5 separate regions of the Homo sapiens genome follow, and regions 1, 3, 4 and 5 are each linked to region 2. A link is a contact called in ENCODE Hi-C data. All regions are on one chromosome and are shown on one strand. Each heading gives the region's core, a stretch centred on a gene start or an enhancer-like site at or near the end of the contact. The rest is flanking DNA. Distances are from core to core; before and after follow the strand shown.

Region 1 (2,700 bases), core at 92-2,591, 750 kb after region 2:
GATGGTTGCGTGTTACTGGTGCATAAAGTGCCTACCAGGAAAAGACAGCGACAGGTGACGCAGTTGCATCAGATCACAACAGGTCAAGGACTGTGGACTTTATCCTTTGAGCAGGGGTGGAGTATCTGTTCCCTTAGGCACTTTTGACAGGCTTCTCTGAAGCCTGAGATGGATGAAGCATTTGAAAGGAAAAAGGCTGGAGAGAGGGAGACCAGTTAGGAGCCTACATACAGTATTGTCACAGTCCAAGCCAATGATGAAATGTGCCTTGGGGTAGAAATGGGGAAGAGGAGGAGGTGAAATCAGCAGGACTTAGTGATCAACTAGGGGAGAAAATCATGAGTCCATTTTGGTCATGTTGTCTTGGAGCAGCCTGTGAGATGTTTAGATGGGGGAATTTTATCACAGATCCATGCTACTGGAAGGATCTAAATAATTTCAGGCATAAGCTGTTTGTTAGGCTGAATTACTGAGTCTTGCACATAATTTTTCACTCCCTGTTACATGCATGTTGGTTTTGTGTCCTTAGCTAAATTTCTTCTTACAGACAGGGCCTATGCCTGTTTGCAGGGCATAGTCCGGGCACATAGAAAGCTCTCAGTAGGTACATATTGGGTGATTAACTGAAAAGTATGTTTTTTAGTCCAATTATTAATTTAGCTGTTGACACTGTGAATTCACCATAGAACTTGATAATTTTCCAGTATTTTGTTTTAGTGGTAGTGCCACAGTATTGTGCGTGGAAAAATTCATTATGTTCGTCTTGGTTAAAACTAATAAGCAACAGTTATATTGTGACTCCACAGTGCCACTCTTAATATCCAGAGTCACACTGTAAAACTGATTTAAGGCCTTATGTTGCTTTTTCATTTAGTGTAACTAAGAAGACTCAGCTGATTACAAGGTTTGTCTGGTGGCTGTCATCACCACAGCAGAACCCTCGGTGAGGAAGATCAGTTGTTCCCAAGCCATGGCTTTCTGTTCAGACTGGCAAAGGGCGCCTTTGAGGGGGACACTAGCTCGTTGTATCTGGCGGAATGAATAACTTCCTGTGCCAGACAGTCCGCGGTCTTGAGGCTGAGGTTATTATTTGTTAGTTTCTCAGGCCTTCCTTTGCCGAGCAAGCTCCTGGGAGTGCACACTTGAATGCCCTGAGGATCAGAAATAGAAGGGGCAGAAATTAAAAGTTTAAGTCAAAACAGAGCCCTCTCTGGGCCATCTTGTGGCAGGAGGTTGAGGTGCTTTCTTTGGACCCATTAGCATACTGGGGCTGCGCGGCTGCCTGGAAACTCTAGAGTTGAACTCTCCCTTTTTCGGTTCCTCACCTGTGGGCTCCTTACTAGGAGCTGACAGTGACCTCACGCAGCTGCCCTAGTTTCCTTTCCTCCAGATGGCACGGGTAACACTCGAGGAAACCCTGAGAGTTCAGAGTCCAACTTATGGCTTCTCCATAGTTTCACTGTCCCTCTGGGCTAGAGTTGCCAAATAAAATAAAATACAGGACAACCAGTTAAATTTGAATTTCAGATAACAAATAACATTTTAGTATGAGTCTGTCTCGTGTGATATTTCGGTTCAGTCCGATGTATCAGTTGTTAATGTCCTGCCATATTTATCTCTCTGATGCACTTTTTCTTGAATTATTTGAAGTAAGTTGTAGATATCACACACTTTGTTCCTAAATCCTTCAGCATGCATCTCCTATGAATAAAAACATTTTTGATGTAGCCCATGCAATATTTGGGACATAATTATATTATAAAATTATTTGTTGTTTATCTGAAATACAAATTTAACTGGGTATCCCAGGTTTTATTTGCTAAATCTGGCAACTCTACCCTCAGGGTGCCATGGGGTGGCAGCTGCTGGATGGGTGAGTAAATCTGCACTCCTGGACTTGGTCAGATTTGATTTCATTTACTGGCTTTGTGACTTGGGACAGCCAGTGCCACCATTTCTTTGTCTGCAAAATGGGGATTTTTATTTTGTAGTGTCAGTGTAAAACTCAGAGATAAGGTACATTATAAAGCCCCTAGCATAGCACCTGACTTTAGCAGACTCACAGTAGATTGCAGCTGGCGTGGCAGTAATGGTAACTGAATAGTAACTGCCATTCTCTGAGCTGAAAGTGAGAAAATAAAAATAAAGACACACTGTTTTAGAAATGTTAGCAGCTGTATTTACAACTTCCCTCTGTTCTCTCATTCCCCATCTCTCTTCCTACTTAGTGCATTCGCATGAGCACACACACACACACACACACACACACACACACTCACTCACTCTCCAGCACGTGATCTACTCTGGGATTGACAGAGGGTTTCCTGACAAACATCCAACTTGTAAGGTGGAGGAAAAGAGACATATGAAAGCAGCAGGAAAAGCCACCACTCTTGAGGGCAAGATTTGAAGGGAGTAAAAGGGGCTATGAGGATTTGTCTGAGTGCTGGTGACTCAACTAAGAAGTGGCCAGGCAGAGAAGGGCTGTGGGGGTGGAGGGAGACAGAGGAGAAGCCCCAGCTGTAACATGGTCTGGGTTGGTTATGACTCTGGCATGCTGCCAAGGACAGTTTTTATTGTTCTTGTTTTTCATTTGCTTTGTTTCATTAAGAAGTCAAATGTACTAAATGTTTATTTCTATCCTGAAAGTTGGAGGAACAAGTTCAAGTCACACTGTTTACGCATGTCAGAACAGCCAGG
Region 2 (2,700 bases), core at 193-2,692:
GTGCAAAAGGCGCGCGTATCTGGGGAGGAGTTAGGCGGGGAGAGGGGGAAGAGCCGGGAGCCTGAGAGCACAGCCTTGCATTTCTGGGATTTCCGAGCTTCCAGTATCTCAGTAAGTCTTTCGTCTGTAACTACAAAATCTCCCGAGCCACCACCTGCAGCTGCACAGCTGTGGGAAAGGGAAGAAGAAAAAGGGAAGAGGAGGTGATAGACAGGGAAAGACATCGCCCGAGGCGCCCCCAAAGCCAGTAAGGCGAGTGGACTGTGAACATCGACGATGAAAAGGGGAAAGGGAAAACAGGAGGACTCCGCCTTTCCCACCCAGCTCCGCTCCTTTCAAAAAAAAGGAAAGGCCGCCGCCGCCCCTTCCTCCGCCTTTCACTTGGGGATGCGGAGCGGCCACTGAACCGCACCCTCGGAGTCCCGCTCCCCTCCGGCCCGGCCCCGGGGCGCGGACCGAGTCTTGCAACCCAGTAGGCGCGGCGCCTTGGCCCACACACTCGGGGCAAAGGTATCTCCTCCCTCCTACTCTCCTCCCTCCCGCCGTGGGGCACTCGATTCTTCACGCACCCGCCCGCCCTTCCTCTTCCTCGCGTCCCAGCCTCCTCAGCCCGCCGCCCCCGGCCTTTCAGCCGCAGAACATTTCAGTCCTTCCACCCACACCACAAGGGAGCCTCCAGAAAACTTTGTGTGTGTTATCTGGGGCTTTGTCCACATCCTGGGCAGGGCCCGCTCAGCCGGGTGGATGCCCGAGGGTGTCCGGGATCTCACAATGCGCTGGGGAGGCCACCACGGAAATCCCACCCCTCTGACCTGCTTCTACAGCAGTGCCACACGCAGCACTTCAGCTCGCAATTCCCATGCCCTGAGCGCCCCCTCGGCGCGGGGGAGACTGGAGGAAAGCCCCGAACCCGGCGCCCTTCTGGCTGTCACGAGGGAAGAGGTGCGCGGGCAGAGGGAGGCGGCTGAGACACGCCGCGCCTCAAAGAATTATTTTAAAGGGAACAGGAGAGGGGTCCTTTTTCTTTCGCATTCCCAGAAGAGGGGCGCGACGAGGCGATCCACTGTTGCATCACGTAACTGAGCCCCTGGGCTCCTAACCCCGACCCCAGACGCGCGCCCAAATTCGTGCACACACCCACAGCCGTCGCCGCCGCCGCGGGGCCGAGCACCCGCCCGGCTCCCCTGTGGTCCTCACCGCACCCGCCCCAGAGCAGAGACCACCCGGCGCCCGAGGAGCAGCAGGCGAGGCCCCAGCACTCACAGACGGTCTCCCCACGGCCACGGCCATCGCAGCTGCGGCACCGGCTCCGGCTGCGCCCGGGTGCTTTACGCCGACTCCGGCTGCTGCTAGTGCTCGGGCTCCGGCTCGCCTCCCTCGCGCCTCCCTCGCGGCTGCGCTCTGCTCGCCGGCGTCCCGCTGGCAGCCAGCGGCATCTGCTCCCCCCACGCCGCCGCCCCTCCCGCTTTATTAGAGCAACATGGCCACCCGCCTGGAAGGGACCATTCGCTTCCCCAGGAAGGGGTGTGAGCCTGCGCGCCCGGCCGCGGTGGTGGGCGGGAGGATGGTGGGCGGGCTCCGAGCCCAGCTCCACTGGCCCCGGCCGCGGGGCTCGCCCCTCCGTCCCCAAACGACCGTCTCCGCTGCCATGAGATGCCGACAGCCTGTGCGCTGGCCGCCACCCCCTGCTCCATCAGGTGCTGGAATCTGAGTAAAAGCCTGGGCGCGAGCTCCCAGCCCCGGGGCCTGCCACCGGCTCCACGAAGCGGGCAGCTCCAGCGGCCGCCGGGAGAAGGAAGGGCGACCGGGGGAGACGGGTCGCAGGGACAGCACGTGGCGGAAAGTTAGCCCCGGACTAGCACGCCCCACCCGGAGAAGCCGGCCTGGAAGGGGCTGCGGACCACCAGGCGGAGCGGTGGGCGACCGAAGTGCGGCTGGGCTGGCCTCCTCGTCTCCGCACTGGAAGAATTGCCCTTCCGCAAGTCTTCCCTTCCCACATGGGGGCCCTCCAGGCCGCACCTCGGTCGCCCACCGCTTCCCTTGAGAAGGGAGACTAAAGACAGGCATCTGGAAGCTGTCACTGTGGCGCGCGGGCAGACAGGGGATCCCATTGGAGAGGAAGAGCCGTAGTAGTCGCTGCTGCCTTCGGCCGACCCAACGGCCGCCTGCTTGGGAGGAAGAAAAAGAACGCCCCCGCTGAAGAATTAAGGCAGCCATTGGTTGCTCTAGGGGTAAGGACCGAGGCCTCCCCTGGGTGTCACTGGAGCAGCCACACGTGGGGGATCAGCCGACTTCATTCGATCGCTGGCGACAGACCCGGCGACCCGTAGGAATGCGCGCTGGGGCTGCGGCTGGAGGGCGTGGCGACGGCAACAGGCGGGTGGCTCGAGTGGGTGCGACTCTGGGCGCGTGGGACTGAGAACTCCTCCGCCGTGGGGAAGATTTTTTTCCCAGCAGATGTTGGGGTGTTACTGCGTGTCTGAGGGGCCGGCGGAATGGAGGGGTCCCGGTGCGTGCAGGGCAGCGAGGTGTGTCAGATGAGCTGTGGATCCCTGCGGCCCCACGTGGGCCGGAGAGGGGGGCCCACGACAACAAGCGATTGAGGACAGCGATGGACAGGGCGGGGAACCAGCTGGGTGGAAGCACAGGGAGTGTGGTGAGGAGGGAAGGGCTGTGATCTGCCCTCGGTACGACGCCCCA
Region 3 (2,700 bases), core at 182-2,681, 640 kb after region 2:
CCAAGTAGCTGGGACTACCGGCGCCTACTACCACGCCCAGCTAATTTTTGTACTTTTAGTAGAGACAGGGTTTCACCATATTGGCCAGGCTGGTCTCGAACTCCTGACCTTGTGATTTGCCCGCCTCGGTGATGGTGGGAGTTGGAAGTGAGAATGAACAAATATTATTCTGGATTCCCAACTTTTCAACCTAAAGCATGAGATTGGTCTTCAGAAAAAAGATAAGTGAACTGTCTAGGCATCCCAGACCAATCACAGTAAAGGCACACGGGCAGATTTTCATATGGCTGCACATGAACACCACTGGGCTAAAAATAAAGTTCACAGATGTCATTTTCACCATTAGGCTTCTGTCCAGGCATGGGCAGCTTGCCAAGGGAGGGCACTGGACGGTAAGCTTTTCTGCCAGTGTTCGCTCTCTGCTTAGCAAACGGTCCCTAAAATACAGAAATTTAAACCCAGATGTCAATTCTACTCATCAGGGTTGGGTCCCCTATTTAAGTAGTCCCTTCCTAGGGATGACTATCCGGCCCTATTCTGGGGCAGCGTGGAGGGGACTGCCGACAGTGCTGAAAGGGGTGACCAAGGCACATCCCCAGGGCCTCAGCCACAGCCTTCATGGCCAGAGTCCAACCTGAACTTTGCCTTCCTAAAGAAGCATCCAGATAGCAGGAGGCGCCCGCAGTTCGGGTGTTCCCAAACCCAGCTCTTCATGGGCTGTGCGATGGGAGGATGTCAGACTACCCGGATTGGGACTTAGAAAATGTCCCTGCTTGGGCAGAGATCGAAGAGGCTTGTAGGATCCCCTAAACCTAAGCCCCCCTTTCCAAAGGCCGGGAAGGGGCGCCGCCACTGCAGCCGCCCGCACTGCACCAAGCGCCGCCAAGTGGAGGAGCTCATCCCCGCCGGAGGGGCAGGACCAAGTCCTCAGGCGCGGGCGCTGAGGGACTCGGCAAGGGCGCGGCCCTTGGAGGACCAGACAAGAAACCTGCCTGCGCGTACCAACCAGCCTGGGAAACCGAGGGGCGTGGGGATGGCCCAGTCCCCTTAGGAGAGCCCGTCCGCAGGAATGGGCCCCTAGGAAAGCTCCAGGTGGGTTTGTCTCTTTGCTCCCTTCCTCGATGAACCTCAAAGCTCTGGCAGATGTGCCCTGGAGTCACGGGGGGAAGAATACCTGGTTTGGTGACCAGCTCCTGCCCGGAAGGTCCAGGGCTCAGTCCGCTGCTGCCACTCTGATGGCCTCCCGGAATCGCAGCTCCCCCAAGAGGGGCGTCTTTCTCCTGCTCCGCATCCCCGTCCTTCCCGGTGTCGCCAGGGCCGCCCCGCAGCAGCCAAACGAAAAGTGCTCCGGCCAGACCCCCTCCAACCAGCAGGGCGGACCAGACGGCGCCCATGGCTGAGAGGCCGCGGCCGCAGGAGACTACAGGGACTGGGACCGGGGCTCAGGTCACGCACACAGAGCCACACCTACCCCGCCCGCTCCAGCCTTTTACGGTTTCTGCGCCGGGCACTCCGGCGGAGCCCGGCCCTGAGCGACCAGTACTCAACTTTCCCAGCCCCGCCCCGCTCCCCGCCCCTGGGCTGCAGCCCCGGGCTCCCTCCCGGGGAAGACTCCAGCGCTCTTCTGTCCCTACACTTTCTGTTCCCGGCCTTGCCAGTTGCCAGCGGCCAGGGGCGCAGGGGTCGGCGTTCCACGTGTGTCCCGCGTGAAGAACCCAAGTGCGCACAACTGCCCCGCGCAGCCGGGACCTGCCCCACCGCCCTTCCTTCTTCCGCCTGCTGCCCGCGAGGCCCAGCCCTGCCTCGGCCCGCACCGGGCACCTCGGCGCCTTCTCCCCAGGGAAGCTCAGCAGCAACGCGGTCAGCTAGAGGCCGAGAGCTTCCTGGAACTTAGAGGTGGGAGAGGCCGCGGGCGTCGGTGACGCGCGGGCTGGAGCGCGGGCTAGAGCGGTGGCGCGTTCGGGTGGGATGGGTGGCCCGGAGGACGGCGGGCGCGGTGCGGGGAAACTGGGAGCCCTAGTGGAAGCTCCGCTCCGCCGCCAGCTCAGCGCGCTTAGCCTCCCCAAGCTTCCGCCTCCTCGCCTGTAAAATGGAAGGACTGGACTGAGGACCATCCATCTAAAGATGCCAGTCAGCTCAATCACATCCAGTCTCGTCCTCTTTGGGCGTGTATGGCTGCTGCGAAATGCGCACGCATCTGTATGAACTGGATGTTGTCCATGGACGAGCTCCTACAGATAAGTTTGTTAATAAAAACAGCAGCTCTTTATTAAGCACTGTCTGTATTCCGGATGTTTTAAGTGTGTATTTAATTTAATCCTCACAAGACAACAACCCTGTGCGGTGTTATATATATTTCTTTGTAAATCCTTTCCTCTGCTGATCTGATGACTTTGCACAACAGCTTCAAGCTGATGATCCCCACGTCTATGTCTGCAGCTCACACCTTTCCCTTGGACTCCGACATTCAACTGCTAAAGGCCACAGATACCAAACACCTGCCTTGGAGTAATTGCTATAATTGCTCTCTCTGGTAGGGCAAATTATCTAATGTGCCCCTTGCTCCGAATGGACAGTAGCCCTTAACGGGGTGCAAGGTTCTGCCAGTGGGGTTACTGGAAGGCTGATGCACGCCTTGATGCAGGCCACAACTTCTGTAATCATAAGAGAGGAGGTAGAGGAGAGGTGAGGGCGAAGACT
Region 4 (2,700 bases), core at 183-2,682, 910 kb before region 2:
TCCTAGAAGCCAAGAGAAGAAAATGTGACAAGAAAATTATAATATTCAGGTATTTTTGGTTTCTTTGGATTTGTGTAACATAACGATTTCTGTCATACATGAAGATGCCTTCAACCTCCTTTCAGAAATAATATACATTTTGGTTTGCTCACAAAGTAGGCATCAGGGTCTGTTGTTATCTCTTGTCACCCCTAATTTTTGAGCAATAACTCTCTTGACACAGTTTTCCTAAAAAGAAACTCAAAAAAAAAAAAAAAAAAACTGTGATGCAGTGTTAAATATACATGTATCACTGACCTAGGATTGCAAGCTTCAGTACTTCCTCTGCCATTTACTAGTTATATGAACTTGGCCACATATCTAATAAGTTCAGTTTCTTCCTCTGTAAAATGGGGGTAATGCTGGCTACTGCTTCTACCTAAAGACCTACCTAAATTAAACAATATATATCACTGGACTTCAAAAACACAAAATAAAAGCAAAAAGCGTTGCACAGGCCGGGCGCAGTGCCTCACGCCTGTAATCCCAGCACTTTGAGAGGCCGAGGAGGGCGGATCACCTGCGATTAGGAGTGCAAGACTAGCCTGGTCAACATGGTGAAACCCTGTCTCTACTACAAATACAAAAATTAGCCAGGCATGGTGGCACACGCCTGTAGTCTCTGCTACTCGGGAGGCCGAGGCAGGAGAATCGCTTGAACCTGGGAGACGGAGGTTGCAGTGAGCTGAGATCGCACCACAGCACTCCCAGCCTGGGTGGCAGAGCGAGACTGCCGTCTCAAAAAAAAAAAAAAAAAAAAATTGTTGCACAAGAAAGGGCTGTCATCGTAGACAAAAAGTTGAAATTATTAAGATGAAAAGAGGCGCTACCAAGAGGTACTACAGAATTAGCCCCCTCAAATGATAAACGTTGATCCAAATTAGACCACCTATGGAAGTTTAAGAACTGGAATCGCCTATAACGAAGTAATTCCGAAAGCACCAAAAAGCACTTTGAAAATTGCTCTAATTTACAGACTTAAGCCACTCAAATACATCATCTTTCCCTTATCAGAACTCACCTCACTTATCACACTCCACTACCCGCAGCCCACACCCCAGTATCAGAGACGACCCAGTCCTTGCCATGCCCATAGGTGGCTGGAGGGCGCTCGATGTACGTCCCGCTCCCACTCCCTCCCTCAGGGTGGACGTCTCCAGAATGGAGTGAAACCCTTCATAAGGTCACTTTTAAGTAGTAATGACCCACCCTCTGAAAAACCTAGAGACCAGAAACAGCACGAGGCATTTTCAGCACCCAGAGCAGAATCCGCCTTGCACTCTGCTGCAACCAGAGACTCGGTGCCAGAGCCATTTCCCCTGCAAGACAACCCCTCGCCTTACCTCTACCCATGCACCTTACGGCCGCCGCCATGTTGGGCACTCCGGATTGCGTTCACGAAATTGTTCCTACGTTTCTACTGGGAAGAATTAAAAAAAGGTTCCGTTCTAGAATCCGCAAAGAGGGAAGGAGTTAAAAAGAGAAAGAGGAACGGGGCGGGGACCAAAATGAGCTTTGCTGCCGGCGTGGCGGTGTTACTGTTAGTCCTCCGTGTTGCCCAGGACCCTGTGTGTTTCGTGGTTCCGGTATGGCTGGTTAACCACCTTCGGGAAAATACGATCCTGTTGGCGATGCTGTGATTATTTTAATCCTTCCTTCTTATTCTTTTTCTTTTTTGATCCTGCAAGTGTACTCAGAGCGACAATTTTAACAGGCTGTGAGAGTACTTAATACCCAACGTAAAATCTTGAAAAACAGGAACCCTGAAACCCACTAGCTTCCTCCGCCACTTTTCCGGCCTTGGAAAGACTTATTTTAAAAATTCTCTAGGCGTTTTCGCCGCTACCCGAGGGAGGTGTCCAACTCACTGACAAACTTTTTTTGCTAATTGTCAAACTTTCTGTCAGCGCAAGATCAACCTTAGCTTTAAAATCTTAAATTAATCTCTACATTTACCCCCTGCTGGCAAGCGAGTAGACTTACCATTAGGATCAATTGAATAATAATACTTGACATTTATAAAACATTTCTAGTTTTAAAATGGCAGCTCCAAGACCCACGCACAAGTTATTCTGATAGGAAAAAAAAACAAAAACAAAACAGAATGAGTGTACTTTCCATTACGTCACAGCTGTCGGTGTGGTTTATCTAAAACAAATCTGATTACGGATTTTATCACTTCCCAGCTTACCTCCCCCACAACACACACACACACACACACACACACACACACACACACACGTTTCTCACCTCCATAACTTGGTTCATTCTATCTTCTCTGCTTCGTGTGTACCGTACCCTACATCACCTAGGTAACTTTTTAAAGATTTCGCCTCAGGCTGTGTTTCTTTTAAACAGTTTTGAGATATAATTTACATAGCATACAATCTACCAATTTAAATTGTACAATTAAATGGTTTTTAGTGTACTCAAAGAGTTGTGCAGCCATCACCACAATATATCAGTTCTTGTCACCAGTCTGAGCTTTTTATGGGTAGAAACCATCTTACTCATTTTTGTAACCTCAGCACATACTTCAGTGCCAGGCCCATAGGAGGCTCTCAGTAAATGTTTGCTGAATAAATGAATATATGCATACATGAATTAGTGACTCAATTAGAATGGCAAGCCTGCAAAATTAACTTGCTTCAATGAAGCTGC
Region 5 (2,700 bases), core at 144-2,643, 880 kb after region 2:
ACCTGGGAGGCGGAGCTTGCAGTGAGCCGAAATCGAGCCACTGCACTCCAGCAGTCTGGGCGACAGAGAGAGACTCCGTCTCAAAAAAAAAAAAAAACGAATTTCCATTCCAATGACCACATGCTTCCCATTCCCAACATTACCTGGAAAATGTCCACTAGAATCATGGTTGCCAGCAGCATGGTGACTATTTCAAAATGTCCCGTCTTCATTTTTCTCTTCTAAATTAAAATAAAGAAATTTCAATTCAGTAGACTCAAAAAAGAGGTGTAGGGAAGTAGAATAGGATGACACTGCGTATTTTTTCATTTAGAATGTGAGTGGATAGCATGATGGTCAGGAAGTGATTATCAATAAATTCCTAACGGGCTACAAGAGCCATTAGGCTTTATCTAGTGGTCTAATGCTCTCATTCTACAGACGAGGAAACAAAAACACCTTAGAATTTCAGTGATTTGCTCAAGATTAAATCTGTGCATTTCCATACTCCTCCAGACATGTCATCTCTCCCACCACAGTCACTGGGAGTCATATTTTCTTCCCATCTCTAAATCTCCCCTCAGCGTGCACAGGAAATAACACAATCAGACTAAAAAACAGCAGTCTCAAATTGGTCCCCTAGCTCCCAGTTTCTAAGAATTCCCCAGGAATATGTCCATGCACATTATCCATTCTTCTATCCTCTTTGCACATTGTCATGCCCTTTTGAGTGGGACAGAGGAGATGATGAGGTCAGTAGTGGTACAAAGCAGTGGATTGTCAGAGATGGCCCCCTTCCCCCAAATACAATCAAGAGAAGCCCGAGGGTAAAATAAGTGTCTTACATAACTTTCTGAAGGCGGGAACAAGAATAAGAAGGAACTGGGTAGGCAGCAATTCTAAGATTATACAACTATTGGCCGAATGCCTAATATTCATCCCAGTATTTATGATAATGTAACTCAAATGAAGCTTCTATTTTACCCTACCAATCACCATATTCTGGATTCTAAAAATGAGAATGAACAGCACAGGGGAAGGGAGAAGTCTTCCCTTTTATAGATCATTTTGGCCTCAGTTTCCCATATTTCTTCAGAAGCAGTTTTGTTTTGTTTTTACTAAAAATACTAAAATATAGTACCAACATGCTACTTTGTGTTAAACTTCTCTTTCCAAAAAAGATTTGAATATAAGATGATAGATATCTGTCACAAGGCAATATGTTTTAAGCAAGCTTTGATCAGGATTTTCCTAAAAATTGTTCATTTCTTTAGTCTGAGTGTAAATAAGTCAAAAGGTTTACCTGGCTTTTGTGCCTTTGGAGGAAGTTTAAGTGATGCTAGGCCTCAAACTGACTCCCCACTCTCAGTTGTGGTAAGCAAGTCTTCAGGATGGGATGTTGTTGACAGTGAGAGCTGAGACAGGAATGCTTTTCTTTTTATAAACACCCCCAGCAGTAGCTTGGCAGTGGCACACTACGCTACTTGTGTTCTGCTATTTATATCTGGCCCCCCCACACTATGCCTTGGAATCACTGCTGTTAACACTTTAAATCTCCAAGAGGCTTGTAAAGCCATAGCAATTCCCTTTAGCCACACAGCACATTCAGTTCTGAGCCCACAGTTCTGGGCTTCTCTCAGAGAGAAATGACTTCCCATTCCTAATCCTTTGACACTGAGATATCAAACTAAAGCATGGATTTTACTCTAGGCTAAGTGATTCACATAACTAGGGAAACTTGCTCTGTTAATCACTGGCAATGGTGACAGCTATCACCATTCGCTCAACTAGCTTACTATATTTCAGGTACCTCGTCAGGAGTCGGGATACATAAGCAAGTAAAACAAAGTACTAAAAAGCACTCAAAATCTAATAAAAAACATGAATACGCATACTTAACCAAAATACAACATGTTAAGAATCCCAAGTATAGACAAAGTCCAGTGATAACATTAAGGAGGGAAGGATTTGGTAATGCCTGCAACTACAGCTGTCATTTGAGTAACGCATACATGGTAAATATACTGACTGCAATGCTGAGGAACACTTAGGGTTCACTGACTGTGGATTTAAAAAACACAAAAATGTCCAAAGAAATTCACGCATACATACACCAAAATACATTAATAGAATGTTGATAGTAGCACTATTCATAATAACCCCCAAACTGGAAACCAAATATCCATCAACAGTAGAATGGTTAGACTGTAAGTGAAATTTTATATAGCAATGAAAACGAACAAACTCTGACCATATATAACAATGTGGATAAATCTCACAAACAAAATTTTGAGTAAAAAAAGAGATACAAGCATGTTTATACTGTATGATTTAATTTATATCAAGAACAAAATTAGGCAAAACACTTCCAAGGCATGAGAAGTCAGAATAGTGGTCACCCTGGGTAGTAGCTAGTAACTGGAAAGGGCACAGAGGAGCATCTGAGATGTTAGCTGGGTTCTGCTTTTTGCTATGGATGCCAATTACATTGACAAATTCAGTTTGTGAAAATTCAGTGAGCTATATACTTATGATATGTGTTTTTTTTGTACACACATATATTACTTCAAGAAAACATTTTAAATTATCATGAAATACACCTATATTTACAAAATCCAACTCTACTCTTTAGAATAGAGATATGTTCCAACCTTTTCCCACCTCACTGGCTTGGCAATCCAAGATTAAATACACAGCACAGACTCACTCCCAGAAATAATA

The links. A loop is a pair of places that touch in the nucleus more often than their neighbours do. Pooled maps may share reads with other maps.
Region 1: a map of gastrocnemius medialis shows a loop between it and region 2 (2.4-fold over the local background). The contact joins the enhancer-like site here to the promoter of SEPTIN11 in region 2. A Hi-C loop is called at or near these places in 1 of 168 maps with a recorded cell type or tissue (gastrocnemius medialis), 16 of 37 single-sample maps with no recorded cell type and 8 of 50 pooled maps.
Region 3: a loop to region 2 is called in a pooled map, with 4 times the contacts of the local background. The contact joins the promoter of STBD1 here to the promoter of SEPTIN11 in region 2. A Hi-C loop is called at or near these places in 3 of 37 single-sample maps with no recorded cell type and 12 of 50 pooled maps.
Region 4: a map of B cell shows a loop between it and region 2 (12-fold over the local background). The contact joins the promoter of MRPL1 here to the promoter of SEPTIN11 in region 2. A Hi-C loop is called at or near these places in 1 of 168 maps with a recorded cell type or tissue (B cell), 3 of 37 single-sample maps with no recorded cell type and 9 of 50 pooled maps.
Region 5: a loop to region 2 is called in a map of gastrocnemius medialis, with 3 times the contacts of the local background. The contact joins the promoter of ART3 here to the promoter of SEPTIN11 in region 2. A Hi-C loop is called at or near these places in 1 of 168 maps with a recorded cell type or tissue (gastrocnemius medialis) and 1 of 50 pooled maps.

What each region holds. Positions count from the first base shown.
Region 1 is chr4:76,198,417-76,201,116 of GRCh38, reverse strand. All of the region lies in intron 1 of SCARB2 (scavenger receptor class B member 2), which reads left to right. Among named protein-coding and RNA genes, the nearest start is that of SCARB2, 14 kb to the left of the region's middle. RefSeq lists enhancers at 1,007-1,066, 1,087-1,276. Within about 2 kb of position 1,341, at least 15 of the 41 ENCODE cell types and tissues checked have a DNase peak (open chromatin) inside an H3K27ac peak, as active enhancers do; they include gastrocnemius medialis, where a contact is called at or near this core.
Region 2 is chr4:76,948,494-76,951,193 of GRCh38, reverse strand. SEPTIN11 (septin 11) reads right to left here and starts at 1,442. Exons shown (of 10, transcript NM_018243.4): 1 at 1,264-1,442. The coding sequence starts at 1,290. It overlaps LOC105377294 (a long non-coding RNA gene), which reads left to right and starts at 1,629. Exons shown (of 3, transcript XR_001741739.2): 1 at 1,629-2,231. RefSeq lists silencers at 1,148-1,457, 1,488-1,667 and an enhancer at 2,578-2,657.
Region 3 is chr4:76,305,464-76,308,163 of GRCh38, reverse strand. STBD1 (starch binding domain 1) reads right to left here and starts at 1,431. Exons shown (of 2, transcript NM_003943.5): 1 at 1,175-1,431. The coding sequence starts at 1,394. The region is part of intron 6 of FAM47E-STBD1 (FAM47E-STBD1 readthrough); the gene reads right to left.
Region 4 is chr4:77,861,562-77,864,261 of GRCh38, reverse strand. It overlaps MRPL1 (mitochondrial ribosomal protein L1), which reads right to left and starts at 1,432. Exons shown (of 9, transcript NM_020236.4): 1 at 1,383-1,432. The coding sequence starts at 1,413. RefSeq lists enhancers at 885-984, 1,345-1,744.
Region 5 is chr4:76,073,402-76,076,101 of GRCh38, reverse strand. ART3 (ADP-ribosyltransferase 3 (inactive)) reads right to left here and starts at 1,393. Exons shown (of 12, transcript NM_001130016.3): 1 at 1,283-1,393; 2 at 144-221. The coding sequence starts at 212.